Regions from separate parts of the Mus musculus genome. Here region 1 is linked to region 2. The links are chromatin loops, found by intact Hi-C in ENCODE. Cell type or tissue: left cerebral cortex. All regions are shown on one strand.

Evidence for each region. Peaks named below come from ENCODE experiments on the same cell type or tissue, not always from the same donor. Only the 100,000 strongest peaks of a DNase experiment are listed, where the experiment ranks them.
Region 1: it touches region 2 in a loop (3-fold over the local background); 7 of 42 quality-filtered maps call a loop at or near these places.

Annotation. Positions count from the first base shown.
Region 1 is chr1:150,410,135-150,418,134 of GRCm38, forward strand. It overlaps Tpr (translocated promoter region, nuclear basket protein), which reads left to right. Exons shown (of 52, transcript NM_133780.3): 13 at 1-43; 14 at 1,767-1,874; 15 at 2,757-2,983; 16 at 3,510-3,673; 17 at 4,282-4,415; 18 at 4,532-4,680; 19 at 5,935-6,097; 20 at 7,248-7,382; 21 at 7,814-7,954. Among named protein-coding and RNA genes, the nearest start is that of Odr4, 21 kb to the left of the region's middle. In left cerebral cortex, no CTCF peak of the experiment used is centred here; no DNase peak of the experiment used is centred here.
Region 2 is chr1:151,355,706-151,363,705 of GRCm38, forward strand. It overlaps Ivns1abp (influenza virus NS1A binding protein), which reads left to right. Exons shown (of 15, transcript NM_054102.2): 8 at 424-531; 9 at 3,917-4,046; 10 at 4,248-4,472; 11 at 5,013-5,134; 12 at 5,227-5,353; 13 at 5,438-5,569; 14 at 5,757-5,930; 15 at 7,407-8,000. The coding sequence ends at 7,660. Among named protein-coding and RNA genes, the nearest start is that of Ivns1abp, 15 kb to the left of the region's middle. In left cerebral cortex, no CTCF peak of the experiment used is centred here; a DNase peak (open chromatin) is centred at 3,757; H3K27ac peaks cover 249 bases.

The DNA.
Region 1 (8,000 bases), 950 kb before region 2:
AGCTGTGGCCAGTCTTTCTGCAAAGCTTGAGCAAGCTATGAAGGTTGGTTCATTTCTCAACTTGACCTTTAGGCACAGCTACTACTGAATCATCTTGTACTGGCTACTTTTCTCATAACACTCTTTGCACTAGAAAAGCTTGAGGCTTTCACTCCCACGATGACAAATTCTGACTTTGACTCAGCTAAATTGTGAGAGTCTCTTACATATGTTAAGGTGATTGAGAGGGAAATCTTCTTGGACCACTCTTCAAATATTCTCATAGTGCATTAGAATGTTGGCTAATTTAGCATAACCATTTTTTTTCTTAGAGGGTTTGATAAGCCTGTCTAGAATAATCATAGCTTGATATTAGGTCACAGATTTTTACATCAATTCAAAATTTAGCCTGCCTTAGTATGCATTACTTTATAATAGCTCCTTTGCCATGTTAAAGGTTGCACGTTCGTGACTACCCTTTTGCTATCAGAGGGTATGTTTTACTTAATGATGTAAGAGTTTATACTCTAATTTACCTTTATGGTACAGCTTTTTACAGAGAAGTCTTGAAGATTTAAGAGAATTTTATTGAGGAAATGTAGATAAATACATTTATATCTCCTATTAACTGATATGTTTTTTTCTTGGAGAATTTGAGTAAATTGTATCCTTAATTCTGAATTAAATCTTCTGTTATAATATAGAAGCCGCTGACATTGAGAAGTAGCTAATAAAGTGTTTTACAGCAGTGTAACTTTACTCATTGTGCCCTAAGGGACTGTTGGCAATCTGACAAATTAATCTTGTATTTCTATTTTCAGAGAGGTCTCTTGGGACCAATTAGATCTTTTAAGTTTCTCTGTTAATAGGATATTGCCTTGATCTTCTTGGTATGTGAAGTGCATGTCGTTAGTTAAATGGCAGATAGACATCAATTAGAATAGCAGCTTTCAACTTATAAAACAGTTTGTTCCTTCACTGTCAAAGAATAATAAAAGGGCTTAATGGTCATTTCTTCATTTTTTTTTAATAACTGGCATTTTCTATCCACAACATGAATAATGTGTTTTCTAGTGTAAATCTTCAGCTCTTAATTTGTAGGGTTCTAATCGCAATCCCACTGCATCTACTTTGCATCTTAATTCACCTTGTTTGTACTTAGTAGGTTTATGAGTGCTGTCTTTTCTGACTATTTCTATACTTCTATTTTCACGTTTCCTCTTGCACCTACACATAGCTTCTTAAAGGTGTATGAACTAACGAGATATATTTAAAAGTATATGAAAATAACTACGAACCTAAATATGCATAAATTGGAAATAGAACACAGATTTCCCTTTAATCCATCTGATCTTGTGCTAATGGGAGGGTTCTCAAAACTCCACCTCAAACTATGGATACTGCAGAGCTCACCTACTAAGTGGGTACTGTTTTGGTTGCTGCTTCTTTGCAAATTGCCACAGACTTTTAATGAAGTCTTCTGTGTCTTACCCAGCATATTTAGTTTTGACATCTCAAGTGTTTCAGTCTAACTGTGATTACCATTGATCCTTCTGATCATGATTCTGGGGTCATTTGGAAATGCACTGGGAATTTGATACTTATTTTTGCATAGTTGTATTTGACAACTTGTTAAGGGTAGAAAATGCTTTTTATTGTCATATATATATATATATATATATATATATATATATATATATATATATATATATACACATACACTATATTTCTATTATTATTTATATCCTGGGTGACACTGAGTTTTCCCTTGTGTTTATATTTTAAAGGAGATTCAGCGATTGCAGGAGGACACTGATAAAGCCAACAAACATTCATCGGTACTTGAAAGGGACAATCAGAGAATGGAAATACAAATAAAAGACCTTTCGCAACAGGTTAGGACATTTTGTGTGATTTCCAGTTTCTTTGTGATGCTTGAGTCTGCATCTTATGTCTCACGACGTCTCTTCTAGGAAAGGCGTATGTATTCTCGTCCTGTAGCACTTACATACCATCTTGTCACTGTCTTCCCAGAGATTTTTGATTGATTTTCACATTGTTGGTGACATTTGTAATAAGTACACAAACAATTGAAACAGGAAGCGTTTTTTTGTTGTTGTTCCCCATGTCCTAAGAGTGTAACCAGTGTTAGCAAGTTGGCGTGTATGTGTTTCATGCCATTCATGTATCAGTAAGTACATATCTGAATATATAAGTGTGTTTTTGTTAAAATTAGGTTACACTATGCATTACTCACTACTGCTATTTCTTGAGAAGGGGACTTGAACAACCCTTCCTCATCTTTCTGGGTGCTGGGATTTTAGGTGCACACCACCATGTCTGCTCTTCCTCTACCTGCCATATAAAACAAGCACTAAATAAGTTACTTGTAGTTTCATGTTAAAAAAATAGCCATTATTCTGAAATTGTATTTTTCTACTTTCTGTAAGTTTTCTTTATATTAAAAGTAACTATTTCAGCTGGGCAGTGGTGGCATGCTCCTTTATCCCAGCACTTGGGAGGCAGAGGCAAGTAGATTTCTGAGTTCAAGGCCAGCCTGGTCTACAAAGTGAGCTCCAGGACAGCCAGGGCTATACAGAGAAAGAAACCCTGTCTGGAAAAACCAAAAATTTTTTTTTTTTAAAGCTATTTCGTTAAAATCTTTTCTTAGATTTTTTTTTTTTTTAGCATTAAAGTGATAGATTTTGATGTTTTTAAAAATACTATATATTAGCTTTGGTTGGTTGGGTTTTATAACATTAAATTTTTGTTTCTAGATAAGAGTGCTCTTGATGGAACTTGAAGAAGCCAGGGGTAACCATGTAATTCGGGATGAGGAGGTCAGCTCTGCTGACATCAGTAGTTCGTCTGAAGTGATTTCGCAGCACCTAGTATCTTACAGGAACATCGAAGAGCTTCAGCAGCAGAATCAGCGTCTGCTATTCGCTCTTCGAGAACTTGGGGAAACCAGGGAACGAGAAGAGCAAGAGACAACTTCCTCTAAGTAAGCAGTGACCATGGCAGTGACCATGGCTAAGCACTGGGTACTGGGCTTAGTGTGTCCTTAGAGATGCTGGGTAATGGAGGTGCTTAGGGAAACTGAGCAACGATTCTATGGAATTATTTTTAATAAGGCGGTAAACTTCCGTTTAATATGACTAGTGCTAAAATAGGTAAACTTGGCAGACTTCATTTAAGTTTCAAGAAAGAAGTCTTCATGGAAAAGAGTCTGTCTGAGCATTACTCAAGCACAGTACAGAGGTTTTATAAAGACAGTGTGTTAGGGAAGGAAGAGTGGCATTGACTGCAAGAAGATTATGTGTCAGTAGGCTTGATGCTGAGAAAGTAAGTTTTCCAGATGCTACTAATGAGTACAAGTACTTAAGTCTTCTATGGTGGGAGTTTTAAGAAGGAACAGAATAAAGAGCATGAAAATAGTCAGCATGAAGGTAGACGGTGTTTGAATGATTTATAATAGACACTGTACTCCCCTCTGAACACAGACCTACAAAGACTTTTATTTTCTGCAGGATTGCTGAACTTCAGCATAAACTTGAGAACTCTCTCGCTGAACTGGAACAGCTCCGTGAGTCACGACAACATCAGATGCAGCTTGTTGATTCCATAGTGCGTCAGCGTGACATGTACCGAATTTTATTGTCACAAACAACAGGAATGGCCATTCCCTTACAAGGTAGATTTTTATGTAACTACAGGACAATATTTTGGAAGTGAACTGGTGAATAGGTTTTTTGACAAAAGCAGTTGCTACTCTAATTTGGAAATTGACTTCAGCTATTGTGTGTGACTGATTGTAACATTGATTTTTAGGTGTCATTTTGACACTACTAAGAAAAAAAATATTGTTAAAAACCATACTTTTTAGACTTAGTGAATTACATGGTTTGTTTTTCTTGTTTTAGTACTTTAATTTGTAATACATTGCATCTAATTTAAAAAATGAACAATTTTTCCCTTTTTTTTCTTGCATTTTATTTCTGTGTGTGCTTGTGTATGTGCATGCATAAAGGCTACTGTGTGTGTGAGGTCAGGGTAACTAGTGGGAGTTGGTTTTCTCCTGACAGCGTGTGGCTCCCAGGGATCAGACTCGGCTTACTGGGCACCTTTTCCCACTGAGCTATCAAGCTTTAATAGTTTTTAATATTTCCATTCTCTGATAGGTCTAGTAACACTTTACTTTCTACTTCTTAATTTAGTAGTGATGCTTTTGCAAATAATCCTTAAAACTGATTTATGAAAGCACGCAAAAACATCTTATTTGTCTTTTTTATTTTTCTGAAGCTTCAAGTTTAGATGATATTTCTCTTCTCTCAACTCCAAAACGTTCAAGTACATCACAGACTGTTTCCACTCCTGCTCCGGAACCCGTCATTGACTCCACAGAGGCTATAGAAGCAAAGGCTGCCCTTAAACAGGTAAAGACTATACCTAGTTAAAGTCATGGGTTAGTTATACCTAGTTAAAGTCATGGGTTAGTTTCAAGTTGAGTTTTTGGGGAAAATAGTATCGTCTAATGATCTTCAATGTTTAGTTGCAGGAAATCTTTGAGAACTATAAAAAAGAAAAAATAGACAGTGAGAAACTTCAAAATGAGCAGCTAGAGAAACTTCAAGAGCAAGTCACAGACCTGCGCTCACAAAACACCAAAATTTCTACTCAGCTAGATTTTGCTTCTAAACGGTAAATTTTCTTTTGTTTGGGAATTAATGCCATTAAATGTTGCACTCACAGTGTTCTGACCAGTCAGGTCCCAGAGCTAATTTACACCGGTGTTGCTTTTTTCTATGTAGTGTGTTCTAAGATGAGAGACTGTAACCTTCATTCCTTAACATTGGCTGCGAATTCTCCTGTTCAGGGCCAGGAGTGAAAGATAACGAGGTTCTCTGTCCTCGGATTGAGAGACGTTGTTTCTGGAGCTCTTTCTGAAGAGGTGGGAAGGGGGAATTGTTTGAGACAGGGTCTTACAGTATAGCTCTGGGTAGCATAGAACTCAGTCAGTAGACTAGGCTAGACTCAAACTGGTGGCAGCCCTGCCTGAGCCTCCCAGTGCCCATAATGGGTTTGTGTTGCGGGAAATATTAAAAAAGGAACTGGCACATTCCCACACATGTGCCTGCAACTCTTGTACCCTCTGTGGGCCCACCGGCTCTGTCTACCTGCCAACTCTCCGGTGCTCCCAAATTCCTCTCGCTGCTACGCAACAACCATCCACCCCACAATCATATCACCACACCCATGTACCTGTTAGAATCTCTTAAAGCTTATAGCTGGCCAATCAGATTTATGTATCAATAAATTTTCAGCTTACAAGATGCCAATACAGTAATTTCAGAACCAGTTGATAATGATAAAAGCTTTATCCCAATCTTTCTAACCTTATGATATCATAACTACCTGTGGCTGGTTAAAGCCATGCTGGTTCATGTCTGCCTCCATCTTGGCCTTCCCCTTCTCTCCCTGAGATGCTCTGTCATTCCAGCTCCATCCACCTTTGCCCTGTCCAATCACAGGCCTCCTGCTGCCCTAATGTAATTGGACAGGGAAAATCTTGCAACAGGTTTGTATCTCTCACTGTATACCCGCGGGTAGCCTGATAAGCAGTAGACAGGTCTAGCCTCAAACTTATGGCAATTCTGCCTCAGCAATGCTAGTATTGTGAGTGTGTGGTGCCATGGCTATCATTTCTGGAGCCTTTCCTTCATGTGCTTGTTAGTTTAGATACTTAAATTACATTGTCATTATTTTCAATATGAATTTTTAATAAGTTATTCAATGAAATATTTACTTATTTATAATTTCAATTTTAACTGGTAAATAAGGGTAGTATAGAAAGTTGCACATTATTACACAAGCCACTTTCTAATTTTAATCATGTGAAATTAAGTTTCTGTGAAATTCTTCAAAGACCTAAGAACTGGTCATCTTTATTACCAGTTATGAAATGCTGCAAGATAATGTAGAAGGATATCGTCGAGAAATAACATCTCTACAAGAGAGAAATCAGAAACTCACTGCAACTACTCAGAAGCAGGAACAGATCATCAACACAATGACGCAAGACTTGAGAGGAGCCAATGAAAAGCTAGCAGTTGCAGAAGTGAGACCAACACCCCCTGGCTGACATTTGATATGGCTACTTATTTCTTAAATTTTATTGGTTAAAATAGCATAGTAAAGTGTTGTTTAGACTATGATACATGTTTTTTAAATAGCTTACATATATCTAGGAAAAATTTCAAATAAAATTTTAGTTGACCATTTATAAAAAGAGAAAGAATGCTCCCAACTGAATATCAAATTAGATTATGATAAAGTTAACGCCCATCACTTTTGGCTTTTACCTAAAAGCTAGGTACTGTATGTCATCTCTTTTATAAAAGTTAGGTACTGTATGTCATCTCTTTTATGAGAAATAGGTTCTAAAGCTAGTAAGTAGCTTGCCTCTGTTGACAGTTACGAGAAACAGATTAGTTAGGACTTGAAGACACTGGGTTTTTTGTTTGCTACATTGCATTTTATCTTGCTATACTTCATGATGGGAAATAGGAGCTTTTTTCAAACTGTTTTAAGTGTTGATAATTAGTATGACTCAGAACTAAATCTGAATACTTTGAAGATACTGCATTTTAACTCACTCTTGCATTTCTCCTGAGACATAAGAGTGCAGTCTTTAACGAAGAAAAAAAAAATTGACAACATTGGTTATTGCTTTAAAAGAAGTCCTTAGAAACTTTTGGCTTATAAGACTTAACATAATTCATAGTGTATTGATTTTGACTATGGTATAGTTACACACTAATATTTGTTGTGGTGTTTTGGATTTTGTTCTGGGTTTTTCTTTTTTTTCATGTGTGTGTGTGTGTAGCTGTGTCTACACATAAGTCCCAGTGCTTGAGGAGTTCAAAGGTACCAGGACCTTGTCCTGGAGTTACAGGCACTTATGAGCTGCCTACTGTGGGCGTTGAGACATCTGGAAGAACACCAAATGCTTTTAACCACTGAGCTCTTTCTCCAGCTTCCATTATATTGTTTTTAAAGAACAGTTTGCTAGAGCTAAATTAACATAAGTATGTGTTAAGTCCAATCATTTTAGTTCATTAAACAAGGAATTATATTTACTTGATCAAGAGTTGTAGTCTACATCATATTAAGAAATACATAGTAAAGAAAACGTTATTTTAATTTTGTGTATTACTTTTGACACAGTATTTCCCAACACTTTTTCTTTCACTTACATTCATTTTAAGGTAAGAGCAGAAAATTTAAAGAAGGAAAAAGAAATGCTTAAATTGTCTGAAGTCCGTCTTTCTCAGCAAAGAGAGTCTTTGTTAGCTGAACAGAGGGGGCAGAACTTGTTGCTGACTAATCTACAGACAATCCAGGTAAACAGATAAGAAGTGCATGGAGTGATATTTGATATTATCTTTTGTATCTTCTTAATTTTCCTAACTAAAAATTTTATGTTACTTTTTCATCCATTATAGTTATATTTAAATTGGTGGTGTGTAAAAGAAAATACTTTAAAGGAAACTCAGAAAGAGAATTGATTGAAACAAAGTAATTAATATGTGAGAGTCTTAGAATTATAACTACTCTAATGTTTTTGCCCCCATTCCATACCACTAAATATTTAATATGAAATAAATTTTTTAATATGAAAAGTGGCCAAAATACTTTGCATATGTCCAACAACAATCTTCTCAATTCTAACCTCATCATGGATTATAATCTCATAATTTTATATAGCTTCTAATATTCTTCGTCTTGCTTAATTTCTTTATTGTTAAGCATCCTTCACTTCTTCTTACATTAGGGCATACTAGAGCGATCTGAGACTGAAACCAAACAAAGGCTGAATAGCCAGATAGAAAAACTGGAGCATGAGATCTCTCACTTGAAGAAGAAATTGGAAAACGAGGTGGAACAAAGACATACGCTTACGAGGAATCTAGACGTGAGTATTAGCATCTGGGTCTATGTAATTTATAGTTACTGTTCTG
Region 2 (8,000 bases):
TTAACCTACAGGGGAGAAGTATGTTTATTCAAACAGTACCATTAATCTTCAAAGGTGTAAAGCAATCAGTGTTTTGTTGTAAATATGTATATTTAAGAAACCATGTGTTGTACTATACCTTTTTCTCTTAATGTCACATAATAGAAGCAATGGAAACAAGGAAGATTTCTTTCAAGCCAATCAAGCCAAGGACTCTTCAGCCAGTGTTAGAAGATTTTGTATTTGATCTTGATTTTTGTTTTGTTTTGTTTTCACTTTTTACATTTTTACTACTATGACATGTTTTTCTTTGCATCGGGATCCTGCCAGAGTAAGATGTCAAGACGCACACTGGAGGTTACCTTGAGGCGGTTGTGAAATCTTCGTACTAGCGAGTAGCCATGGTGACAGTAGCCACATGGGTGTTCTGTTGCTGTTTTGCAGGTTCAAACCTTGTACTACTCAGCTGATCACAAGCTGCTTGATGGGAACCCACTAGATGGACAGGCTGAGGTGTTTGGCAGTGATGATGACCACATTCAGTTTGTGCAGGTACACATTGCACAGTCTGAGGTAACCTCAGGTTAAACTTTAACTGGAGAACTTATAGCATTCTTAAATTTTCCTTTAACAAAGGAAAGTGGATGAATTCCATTGTTATAACTGGACAGAGACTTTTTGGGGAGAAAAGAGGCATATTTTACAGCTTCCAGCATTTTTGCCACACTAGTAGAAGCTAACTCAGCCAATTAGACAAACTCCATTTACACCTTTTCTCTCAAATTACTGTTCACAACTAGTAATTAGAATAGTAAAATAAAGCAATATGTTAGGGTTTCGTTAATTTGGTTAGATTTTTTTTTAAGGTTATTTGTAACACGCATGATCAAAAGGATCAGTTTTAAAAAGATATAGTTGATTTAAATTGCTGATGGCTGTGAAAGAAATTTTGTCTATTTAATTACTGAACACTCATGAAATAGAAACTATATCGTGATTTATAATAACTTTATACAGTGTTGAACTCAGAAATGGTTGATCATGTGTTACAGTGTGGTCTGGATGTTTCTCCAGCAGAATGTATTAAAGCAGTATAGTTTCCTTGTGTTGATCGAGTTACGTCTGTAGCCTTTTATTAAACACGCACTTAAATTTATACACATTTTTAACAGTAGAGAACAAACATCTGAGGTATCTGAACAATCTTATGGACACTGACAGTATACAGAAAAGAAACATTATTGTTTTTGTGTGTTAAAATTAAACCAATGTTCTGCATGTGTTTTTTGCCCTCCAACACTGAGCAACACCATAGCAGCCCCACAAATCGTACATGCCACGTTGAGCCAGTCACTAACCATGCTCTTAAGAAGAAAAGCGCCCTGGAGCCTTTCTCTTCAATCACCGCTCTACACCTTCCAAAAACCGATTGTCCTAGCTTGAGATACAAACATATTTTGCCTGCTTGGAATCTTTATAAAATAGTCATGTAATATGCATTCTTATATGGCTTTTAGCATTGTGAAGAAATTAAGCCATGGAGTGTTTGCTTTCAAAGTTGGCTCAGTGATAGTATACTGACTGTGTGATAATGTTATCTAGATTAGATGCCTGTGGTATCCCATGGCAATAATAGTACTTCTAAAACAAGTTGGGACTTGGGTTAGCCAAAAGCCGTGTTTGTATTTCTACTTGGAGCATCCAGATTGTTTTATCTTTAATTATAAATATTGTAAGTTAAAGTAGCCTTTCTAATGGCAAAAGATTAAATACCAGCCAGTGGTAGGCTGTGATGCTCGACGTGAAGACATAGCGTGTGTAGCTTCTATTACAGGACCCTACCAAGGTAGTAAACAATACTGTCTGAAGAGAGGCTTCTACCATCAGAGGGCCTGAGGGGGCCTGTGGGATGAGACATGAGGTGGGAGGCGTGGGATTTAGTAGATTAGTCTTAGATGAGCAGAAGAAGATTATCCATGCAGGGTGCTGCTCTGTTGTTGGCAGTCTAATCTGGAAAAGGAAACGTACAACTGATGCTTTTTCCTATGGGTGGCAAGAAGAATTTTTTTAAAAATTTTGTGTGGTCTGGGGATGAAACCTGGGGCCTTTGCATATGACAGGCAAGTGCTCTACCTGAGCTACATGTACAGCAAGGAGAATTTAGACAAGAATACTGAATGGAAAGAATATGTAGTTTAAAAAGTTCATAGTGAAACACTTTGAGTTTAGAGAGATGTGGCTAGTTATACTTCTAGTTGGCATTCCTTAATCATAGGAAATGGCTAATTGTTGGGTGTCTCTGGGCTGACTACGTGATGATCTTAACAGATTTGCGGTTTTTAACTTTACAAAGTTGGCTTGGACTTTGCTTTTTTTTTTTTTTTTTTGATGGTCAGACACAGGGTAGATTAACGCTTGTGAGAGCAGTTTGTACACCATTTCAGGTAATAGTTTCAAGTTTTCAAGAATGATGAAAAGCTTAGTAATCTAAGGATATGGAGACGGACCAATTCCACTCATCTGTGCCTATACCTAGCTCTCCAAGGGTTGAGGGCAGGTCTTAATAGTGCTTTAGGGCAGTTTGGGAATGAGAAGAAGATCATGGGAGTGTGTGAGACACTGGCCTTTCTGTCTGTCTTGCTAAAAGATTTTGAATAGAGACCATGGAGGTGAAAAGTTGTGGGGTCATACCCTAGATTTCAGGGATGAGAGGAGTAGGTAGAGAGGTAGCCTGGGAAGGAGGAATGAGATGAGAAACAACTCTGGAAAAGCTGCCCGAGAAGAAAGCGTGGATGCCAAATACATGAGCTCTTCTGGAAGGTGATCTAAAGAGGGGAGTAGTTGTGTTTGCATAGGCGTCTCCAGGATTGTGTCTCAGGTGTGTTTGTTAATGCCAGTAGTTTTTAGTGCTGGAGTGTCGCTCCCATCATGGTCACTCTCTCAGTCACAATTCATATGTTAGAGTGCTCTTACTGCTGTGAGGCCTCTGTAGTATAAGAATGGCCTAGTTCTTATTTTGTGATACTTGGGACCTCTTTCCACAGATTGAGGTGGAGATTTTAATGTGTCTTATAATCCTTAAAAAGCAGGATTTTTTTTTAAACCGTTTCTTTGTTGATTTTTGTTTCCACTAGCAATACAGGTTTTTACTAGAAACTACTTGTTTGTGCAGTCTGTCCCTGGGGACCAGGTTAATTGGGTGAGCTGAGTTTGTAGGTACTGAAGTACATGTTCTTTTCATGGTAGACATTTAAGACTCGGTACCAGGCTGTGACACATGAAATTCTGTATGATCCGTTCTCGAGGGGGTGGAAAGCAATCTGCAAAAGAAGCTCATAAAAGCATACTAATTCTCGAAGAATCTGGCATTACTGTTCCTGAATTACAATTTTGCGAGTGGTTCTTTTAGTATTACTTCATTTCTGATTACTCTGTGTGTATTTAGCTTTTTCATTATCAATAATAAGTAGCCCTAAATAAAATGTACATGCCTCTGATTGATACTTCCCTGTAAACTGCTTTCAGAGACTGGCAGACCCTGTGTGTGCTCACTCTTTGCTGGCATTGTATGAAGGATGGTTAGGTCGACAGTTCCTTACATAGAGCAGATGAGATGTGTTGTTTTCTCCTTCCTGCTCCTATATTGAGATAGCATTCTGGTGTTTGACCTGTGGTGTGTTTTTTGAATTGTTCAAATTGATCTTTTTCTGAGCAGCCAGTTGTGTAGATGAAGCTGTTTCATTTTTAAGTAATGGTGTAAGTGTGGCAGGAGCCTGTCAGCTGGAAAGTGTTGGTTTGTGTTGTTTAGTGTGCTTTGAGTGTGCGTGTAGGTGGAAGGTGCTCAGTGTGTGGGCAGTGTTGCACAGTAGCTCAGGAACAAAGGTGCAGCAGGAATGCTCTCTGGCTAGGTTTCTGTAGCTGCCTTTTGATTTTGCAGAAAAAGCCACCCCGTGAGAATGGCCATAAGCAGATAAGTGGCAGTTCCACTGGATGTCTCTCTTCTCCAAATGCTTCAATGCAAAGCCCTAAGCATGAGTGGAAAATCGTTGCTTCAGAAAAGACTTCAAGTAAGTTTGTCTTCAGTTTATCTATTTGTAAGGATAGTGGTCAGTTTAATACTGAATAAGGAAAAACTCAGAGCAATGGCATATGGAAAACCATAGTAGAAGTTCCGTTCTGGAGACTGGAATACAATTTAGAATTCTCTAACCACCCTAAGTGTTAATATTAATAGTTCCATGGTAAACACAGAGCTCTTGTGTTCACAGATAACACTTACTTGTGCCTGGCTGTGCTGGACAGTACATTCTGTGTCATTTTCCTTCATGGGCGGAACAGTCCACAGAGCTCACCAACAAGTACTCCAAAACTGAGCAAGAGTTTAAGCTTCGAGATGCAACCAGATGAGCTTCTAGAAAAGCCCATGTCTCCCATGCAGTACGCACGGTCTGGACTAGGGACAGCAGAGATGAATGGCAAACTCATAGCTGCAGGTAAGAGCAGAACGCTGGGTGTGACAGACAGGCCTTATATTGATTGACTTGCAGCAAGAGGACTCAACATGCTGCATTTCAAGACAGGAATAACATTGATATTGAATATCCCTAAGTTTGGTTAGAAGTCATTATTTTAATTTAAAAGGGCGTGGTGCGCTACACCATGAACCCAGGGCCTCAGGGCTTGCTAGGCCAAGTGCTGTAGTACACTCATTATGTTCGACTACAGAGTAGATAAACTTGTTAGTTCTCAAGCCAGAATAAGCAGTTTGCTCATAGATAACGAATGCTACTCCTTGACATTAGGAACGGTCAGTTAAATACCTTTCTCGTTAGGTACACAACCTACAGACATCCTGGCTGGACCCTGGTGACCAGCCACATAGTTTGTAATCTTAGCACTTGGGTGGTGTAATAAGGGGCTCAAACTGTAAGACAGCCTGGGAGATATAGTAAGATGCCCACTGCCACTAGGGGGGAATCCAGCCATTCTGATCATGTTTCACATTTTAAGCAAACTTACGATTCTTTTGCCAGGTGGTTATAACAGAGAGGAATGTCTTCGAACAGTTGAATGCTATGATCCACATACAGATCACTGGTCCTTCCTTGCTCCCATGAGAACACCAAGAGCCCGCTTTCAAATGGCTGTGCTGATGGTAAGTACGGTATGCTGCAAAACAATCCTTTAGCTTTGTGGTCTTTCTTAGGACTACCCAGGGGGAATTCTTACTTATCACTTTTGATATAGGGACAGCTCTATGTGGTGGGTGGATCAAATGGACACTCAGATGACCTGAGTTGTGGAGAAATGTATGATCCAAACATTGATGACTGGACCCCTGTTCCAGAGCTGAGAACCAACCGTTGTAATGCAGGTAATAACACTCTTCTAACCAACACAGCCAGTGTTTACTCATGATTTAACTCATGGGTTACTGACATGGTTTACCCCTTCCTAGGAGTGTGTGCTCTGAATGGGAAATTGTACATTGTTGGTGGCTCTGATCCATATGGTCAAAAGGGCCTGAAAAATTGTGATGTATTTGATCCTGTAACGAAGTCATGGACAAGCTGTGCTCCTCTTAACATTCGTAAGTTGGTCTGTTTTTGTTTTGTTTTGCGGGGGATAGAGTTTGCCTAGAACTTTCCATGTAGCCCAAACTGTCTGGCCTTGAACTTGTAGTTCTTTAAAGACCTGTGAATTAATAGGTTGTTATAGTACACATTTACAGTTTTGATAGCTGTAATAATAATCCTGGTTTGCCTTAACTTTTATAGGTCGACACCAGTCTGCAGTTTGTGAACTTGGTGGTTATTTGTATATAATTGGAGGTGCAGAATCTTGGAATTGTCTGAACACAGTAGAACGATACAATCCTGAAAACAACACCTGGACTTTAATTGCACCCATGAATGTGGCGAGGCGAGGGGCTGGAGTCGCTGTGCTTGATGGTGAGTATCCAGGTTTAGAGAGAGCTAAATAGTACAAATGGGAGGAGCTCTGAAATGCCAAGAAGGGTCACTTACACACTCTTAGGTAGACTGCAGGGACCGGTGGAATGGCCCAGCAGGTAGAATGCCTACCTTTCTGGCAAAACCCCAGTGTTGGATCCCCAGATGTCATGTAAAGGTGGGAGGAGGGAACTGACCCACATAGTTGTCCTCTGACTTCTGTGCTGCAGCATGTGTAAGCCTACACCCATGGCATACACAGAATAATTAGGAATCATTTTTTAAAAATTCAGATTATTTTGTCTCTTGTGACACAAAGGGATTTTCCCCTCTAAGTGTCTGTTAATAACCTAAATATATTCTTTTACCCATCTCTTGGTAAGTGTTCTTAACCAAGTTCCAAATTTCCCTCTGTGAGATGTATCCATTATTCAGTCTTAGATTTTGATTGACCTTATTTTAGGATAGTAACTTTAAGAATTTTATTTCAAAGCATAATCTCAGTCAGTTTTCTTTTGTAGACAGTGTCCTTTCACACAGTCTTTATTGATTGCTTTATTGTCTGTAGTATTAGTTAACATCATTTGGAACAAAGCTGAATCTTAGCAAGACTTTGTGGCTCAATCAGTGAGCATGTAAGTGTGTGGAGAATAGAAACAGCCTCCTGACCCAGACCCCAGACCCTTGTGAGCCCTAGCAGTGTAGTTACAGCTGGATTCATGCAAGTGGGGTAAGTGATAATCAGAAGAGAAAATAATGAATCTGAAAATTAGTGACCCCCCATAGTTTATTGCTGACATTTTTTGTTCTATTGAGTATCTAATTTGAAAAAAAAATCATATGAAAGGTCTAGAAGTTCAGTCATTATCTGTTCCCTATATACCTACTTTTGTGGTGCCACTTTGAACCAAGGCCTCACTTTTACTGGATAAGTGTTCTACCATTGACCTACATAGAGGGGCATAGCCCTAGTCCCTCCTATAACTTCTTTGAATATATAGAACTCTGATAGTTTGTCACTTAACATATTTAGGCAAGTTTCTACCTTCTTTGTGTCTCTTAATTGTTCATCTGTGAAATGATGACAGTAGTAATTACTATGGAATTGTGGGAGATGTATTTAACATGATGCAATTTCTGCCCTTTTATCCCTATAGTTGCCTAAGTTTCTGTAGGAATGGATTCTTGTCCATTTTATTCATCTCTATGGTTTCCAGTATCTGTGCCACAATTACACAGACCTTTCTTTTTTTTAAAGATAAGATTTCATTATGTAGCCCAGGCTGATCTCATACTAATAATCCTTAGTCATGGCTTCCTGAGTGGTGACATTACAAGTGTGTGTTGCTATGCCTTGCCTTAACAGAACGGACAAGCATTTCTAGTTAAAACTCACTCAATTTTGGAGGCCTTTTTTTTTTTTTTTAAATTTGTTTTCTGAGCCTTTTTAGACTGACTGCCTTGTTTCTCTTTTAGGAAAACTGTTTGTAGGTGGTGGCTTTGATGGTTCTCACGCCATCAGTTGTGTGGAGATGTATGATCCAACTAGAAATGAATGGAAGATGATGGGAAATATGACTTCACCAAGGAGCAATGCTGGGATCACAACTGTAGGGAATACCATTTATGCAGTGGGAGGATTCGATGGCAATGAGTTTCTGAATACTGTGGAAGTCTACAACCCTCAGTCAAATGAGTGGAGCCCTTACACAAAGATTTTCCAGTTTTAACAAATTTAAGAACCCCAAACTAACAGGCTTAGTGATGTAATTGTGTTTAGTAGAGGTACACTTGTGAATAAGGAGGGTGGGTGGGGTAGATGTTGCTAACTGCAACACAAAGCTTTTGCATATTGCATATTATTAAACATGCTGTACATACTTTTTGTGTTTGGAACGGAATGCAAAGATGAAGGTCTGTTTCTGTATTCTTAAGACATCTTTGGTTATTTTACTTTTTGAAGGTTGATACTGTAAAAGAATAAACCACAAATTGATTGGGAACATCATTTCAAGAAGTCCCTGCTCCTCCACATTTGTTTTGCCGATTTGCACATTAAATGACTCTTCC